2 separate regions of the Homo sapiens genome follow, and region 1 is linked to region 2. Evidence: chromatin loops called from intact Hi-C (ENCODE). Cell type or tissue: endothelial cell of umbilical vein. All regions are shown on one strand. Each heading gives the region's core, and the rest is flanking DNA. Links, peaks and the distances in the headings are about the cores only. Region 1 has its middle 24 kb from the start of E2F3. Region 2 overlaps LOC101928573 (a long non-coding RNA gene).

Region 1 (2,924 bases), core at 191-2,690, 86 kb before region 2:
TCACTGCTGAGGCCTAGTGCCAAAGCGGGCACACAATAAATGGTTGTTGAATTAATAAATGAATAAAAGAAACTCCAGAAATAATGTACAGTTTATGAGGAAACCCATTAGACCTATGGTTTTTCAAAATCAAAGGGTTTTAGTTTTAGTTTTGTTTTAGATAGGGAATCCCTGATTAAATAGAATCTTGCTAAACATTAATAAAGGCAAAGCTACACAGATGCAAGCCCAAATGGGAAGTCCAGTGGCTTCATCCAATCACTGCTCCCAACCACACCCTCCCCATTCCAGAAACTCCAATTCACTGGATCTGGGGAGAGGCACCCAGGGGTTTATGTCCTTAGGAAGCTTCAAAGGTGATTCAGATACAGAGACGGGCTTGGAAACCACAGCTCCAGGGCTCCACTGAGCACAAGACTGGATGCTCCAGGAGGGCAGGGGGTGTTCATATGTCTCCCTCACAACTGGAGGGCAACCTTCACCTTAGACCCCAGCACTATTTTCTCTATCTTTGGTACCACAGTTGCATGTTTGTGGTCCACTAAGCTTCCCTCAGAGCTGATTTTGGATTATAAAGATTGTTAGAGTTATAACAGGTTCTTGTGAATGTCTGTTGACTTAATATAGCTTTCTCAGAAAATTTGGGGATAGGGCTGAAAGAGATTTTTCCCCCCTTCTCTTCGTCTGAGACAGAGCTTTTTTGCTTTGAATTGTCTCTCTCAGGTTCATTTTTCTTCACAGCATCCCTGGGAGTGGAGGAAGACAGGCATTTCCATTTTTATTTTATTTTATTTATTTATTTTCTTTGAGACGGAGTCTCGCTGTGTCACCCAGGCTGGAGTGCTGTGGCACATCTCGGCTCACTGTAAGCTCCGCTTCCCGGGTTCAAGCGATTCTCCTGCCTCAGCCTCCCAAATAGCTGGGATTACGGGTGTGTGCCCCCAAGCCTGGGTAATTTTTGTATTTTTAGTAGAGACGGGGTTTCACCATGTTAGCCAGGCTGGTCTCGAACTCCTGGCCTCAAGTGATCTGCCCACCTTGACCTCCCAAAGTGCTGGGATTACTGGCGTGAGCTGCCAAGCTTGGTCCTCCATTCTTATTTTATAGATGGGGAAACTGAGAACTAGGGATGTTTATTCATTTGCTTCCTGTCCAAAAGATGATTTGAAGCAAAGCTGGGACTGGCTTCCATAGACATATTTACAATGTTTGGTTCTCCTTAAGCAACAAAAATAAAGCTCTGCTCTCAGGAGAGTACATTAGAACAAGCTCTTATATAAATGTCTTCTATTGAGTGGAAAGCTGGTAATGTATGATTACAATACCATCTCATGATTTTGTTGAGCAACAAATGCAATCTTATGTTTTATCTGAAAGATTATAAACTTTACAATCAGTTAATGTTATTTTATACACTTTGGGCCCCTCAGCCCCTCTCAAAGTACTGCTTAGAATCTTCCTCATCAGCAGTATTTATATACTGCATTTCCCATTTATTTTCAGCAAGCTGGTTCTCTTGAAAAGATTCTAATAAGCTTCCCTTGTAACTGAATTCCTCTATTTCCTTCCCAGTACCCATTAAAGAACGCACCTCCTCTGAAAGGCACGACATTTAATGTATTAGCTTACACTCTGGTTCTCAGACTTTTCTAGATAACCTTGCAAGGGCATCAGCTCTATGGCATTCTTTACTGAATACCACAGGAATGTGCATGTTATGACCCAAACCATGAGAGGATTTCCTCTGGAACTTATTCCAGATTTGGGTCTGTAGATCATAAGAATGAGTTTATTTATGGACAATGATTATGTGAAATTTTCTGTAGAAATACAGAAAATTCTAATCATTGCCTCACTGTCGAGCATCTCTCCTCAATCTGAGTATAATTTCTTTCAGTTTTGATCAGGATGTGTGATGCATAACTAATGGGCTTCCCACTGCCATCTGGCAGGCTGTGTGAGTTCACAGCTCACATTACAGCAGAAGCAGGACCACAAGCCAAATTTAAAGTAAAAGTGGGCTGCAGGACAGTTGTACCTGTAAAAATGAATTCTCCTTTTGCTACCTACATTCTTTTTGGTGGCATCACCATCTTTGACAGCTCGGAACTGTCTGCAGCCTTTCAGATACGGCCCTTTACCTGCACTGACAAAAGTAAATCTTAGTTTCCAAATGGTTTCGTTACCAAAGAAAAGTTTGCGTATTTGGCGTATTTCAAAGCTTCCTTTAGCTTGAATCACTCTTTCATCACTAATTGTTATGCCACGATTTAATTATATTAGGGATGGAGAATTCTGAGGACTTTCCTACTTTTGAGAAGATGCTCATGTAAACTAACCAATATTCAAAATTGTGTTTATGCTTGATAATTATAGGAAAATGTCTTAATTGGCTTGCTTGAAACTATCGTACTGTCATTATTTCTTCACCTCATGATGGGCCACTAGAGTGCTTCTGAGTTAATACTGGAGCAAATGAGGACACTGACAGTCACAATTACTTTCAGGATAATTTACGCTCTTTATAATTCTTCCATGAAATAATTTTTCCCTTAAGAAGTACTTACTGCTGTGTCTTTTTCACATTATCCTATTCCCAGGTTGGATCTTTTCTCTGCACCATATTCACATATGTAAGTCCATAATATATTAGCTATTCTTGTGATTGTACAACGCAGCAAGCCAACTTGAATTTGCTTAGGCTCAAGGAGGAGTTGAATAACTACACTATTTCATTGATTTTAAAATTTGCATTACACTTCTTTTCAATATCAGAAATAGAATGAGTCTATAGTTTAATTGCAAGTGTATTTTAAAACACATACATAATGTAATACTGCATCGTTTTTTTCTTTTTTCTTTTTTTGAGACAGAGTTTCACTCTTGTCACCCAGGCTGGAGTGCAATGGCGCAATCCAGGCTCA
Region 2 (2,924 bases), core at 248-2,747:
TTCTTTTTCACAGCATTTACTGTCTTCTTGCCTGCTAGGATGCTTTAGTCACTTAGAACACCTGTTGTTTACCGTCTACCTCCTTTTGCTGGAATGCAAGCCCTTAAGGGCAGGGATCATTAACTATTTTGTTTATAGTTAAGTTGCAAGCACCCAGAATACTCCGCACATCCTAGGTGCTCAATAAATATTTGTGAATAAGTAAACCATGCTAATTAACATTTACTGAGCATATTCTGAGACTACATATTTTGCCATGTGCTTTAAATCAGGCATCCCCAACCATGGGGCCATGGACTGGTACCCATCAGTGGCCTGTTAGGAATAGGGCTGCGCAGTAGGAGGTGAGCCAAAGGTGAGTGAGCAAAGCATGTGTATTTATAGCCACTCCCCATCACTCACATTACCATGTGAGCACTGCTTCCTGTCACATCAGCAGTGGCATTAGAGTCTCATAAGAGCATGAATCCTATTAAGAACTGCGCATGTGAGGGATCTAGGTTGTGAGAATCCTTATGAGAATCTAATTCCTGATGATCTGTCACTGTCTCCCATCACTCCCAGATGGGACCATCTAGTTGCAGGAAAACAAGCTCAGGGCTCCCACTGATTCTACATTATAGTGAGTTGTATAATTATTTCATCATATGCTACAATGTAATAATAATAGAAACAAAGTGCACCAATAAATGTAATGAGCTTGAATAATTCTGAAACCAACCCCCTCCCCGTCCCATCTGGGGAAAAATTGTCTTCCAAGAAGGCAATCCCTGATGCCACAGCAACTGGGGACTGCTGCTTTACATTATGTATATCACTGAATCTTTACAACTGCTTTATGGAGCAGGTACTATTATTATTCCCATTTTACAGATAAGGAAAGAGACTGGCAGAGTAAGAGACTGACCCATGGTTACACATAGCTACTAAGAATTGGAGCCAGGGTTCAAACCCAGACACATAGACCCCAGAGCCTGCTCTGGCCACGTCCTAGTTGGCTGGTGCCAAGAAGCTCGGCAGATTCTTGGTTGGCTGGTACATTGAAAAGATCAGATCTGTGGGTTGCATTTGTCAGTGGAAGCCATTTGAAAGAATGAGTTATGCAAGAGCAACCTAGTGCTGACGATATGGGTTGATAAAGAGGCTAAGACTGCTGCTATACTTGCACCCTTTGAAAAGATAATAAAACTGGAATGTAAACTCATTTTCACTTCTCAATAGTTTATAAGGAATACAAGGCTTAAATTCACATTTTTAAAAAAGGTATATGCAGGTTGAATCCCTTTTAGTCTCCACTTTTCAGCAAAGTTTACCGAAAATAAAATCCATTTACTGCTGACACTGGAATTGCCTTGTGTGGGTAGTTCATGTGGCTTCTATTTTACTCTATAGACAGGAAAATTTGTTATTCTTTATACACTATCTCTAAGAATTTATTATTGAAATGGGATTAACAACATAAAAATAGTACTGAAGAAAAGCAGATCTTAATTTGGATCGTGTTTTATCAATTCCAGGAGCAGCCCATGATTATAAAAATACCTTCAACCTCCTTAAACATGGATTCACCCTTCCGGTGTGGGCTTAGGGCAGGGTGACCTTTCCCTTTTGATGACCGCCCTCTTGTGGTGAACTGTGAGTATGCACGTCTCCATCTTCAAGATGCTTTGTGAGACGGGAACAGTGTTTTGTACAGAGCATTCCCTGACATCCGGGGTGAGGAGAAGTACTCCCTGCATGATCCTAGTTCTTGAGTAGTCTCTGATGTTCTTTAAACATAAGGGCAAATGTGTTGTTTTTATTTCTAGACTTTATTTTTTGACCGTGTATTTTTATGCCCACTGCTGTTACTGTGACCAATTTTAGTTATAATTATTTTCTCTTTCTATTTTATGGAGGATAATTAGCGAATGGAAATAGAAAAAAATTTAAATAGGTTTAAAAAGGCTTTACATTTTAAATTCGAAGTTCACTCCTTATCCAGAAAACTCCCCATTTTTGTGTTAAAAGCATAAAAAATGTATGTTTAAGGATGAGAAATAACAGAATGTCTTGGGATTTTGAATTCCTCTCATTCAGAAGCTGTCTGAAGGTCAGTGGGAAAATGAGGTTTGGAGGTGATGTAGAATGATTGTGTAAGCTCTCAGCATGTGTCGCTCATGCATGGACACTTGATACTATGCCTCCTGGAAAATGATCATGGATGGTATGCGGAGACCCTACTCCTGATTGCAATCCGTCATATATAATGGCTGCCATTTTAATTTCACTAAATCAAGGGTCAACGTCTCAGGCTTATTTTATGATACACTGAAAAGGTTTTGGATCTTTGGAGTCAAAGAGAACTGAACTTAAATCTAAACTCTGACACTTACTGTGACTTTAGGCAAATTATTTAATCTCTCTTGTTGCAACAAAAAGACAACAATTCCCACTTTGTAGGGTCAGGTAACTCAAAGGAGTCAATGAGTATGTAAGCTGGGCCAGAGCCTTTTGCGGAAGTCATTGCACGAAAGCTCCCTTCCCTCCTGCCTCCCCACCCGCTCATCGCTTATTTATTATAGTGTAGCTGGGAAGACAAGACACACACTGAAATATGGAACAGGCAGAAAATAATAAATTGAAAATGATTTGGTGTGTACACCCAGATTTCCTTATATTATCAATTTGTCTTCATATGTTTGGAGGCTATATCAATAAAGTCTATAAATATGGAATTATATCTTCCTGGAGAGTTGAGGCTCTGGCAAACACTTTCACGTAAGGTAAACCCTAATAATGTTGTTTTCCTGAGAAGCTCGTTTGTTTGATATTCCATGAGTACGCCAGCTCTCTTTTGGCTAATATTTGCCTGGTTCAGGTCTGTGATTCCATATCTGCAGTTCTGAAAACCAAAAAGCTTGGAAAACAAAGTTATTTTTATA

The links. Hi-C counts contacts between places; a loop is a spot of excess contacts. Peaks named below come from ENCODE experiments on the same cell type or tissue, not always from the same donor. Only the 100,000 strongest peaks of a DNase experiment are listed, where the experiment ranks them.
Region 1: it touches region 2 in a loop (2.5-fold over the local background); 5 of 110 quality-filtered maps call a loop at or near these places.

The regions. Positions count from the first base shown.
Region 1 is chr6:20,376,842-20,379,765 of GRCh38, reverse strand. No RefSeq gene overlaps it. Among named protein-coding and RNA genes, the nearest start is that of E2F3, 24 kb to the left of the region's middle. In endothelial cell of umbilical vein, for the core only: no CTCF peak of the experiment used is centred there; a DNase peak (open chromatin) is centred at 1,725; H3K27ac peaks cover 2,076 bases.
Region 2 is chr6:20,290,569-20,293,492 of GRCh38, reverse strand. All of the region lies in intron 1 of LOC101928573 (a long non-coding RNA gene), which reads right to left. Among named protein-coding and RNA genes, the nearest start is that of MBOAT1, 80 kb to the right of the region's middle. RefSeq lists a silencer at 1,496-1,797. In endothelial cell of umbilical vein, for the core only: a CTCF peak has its summit at 1,632 (motif pointing left); a DNase peak (open chromatin) is centred at 1,622.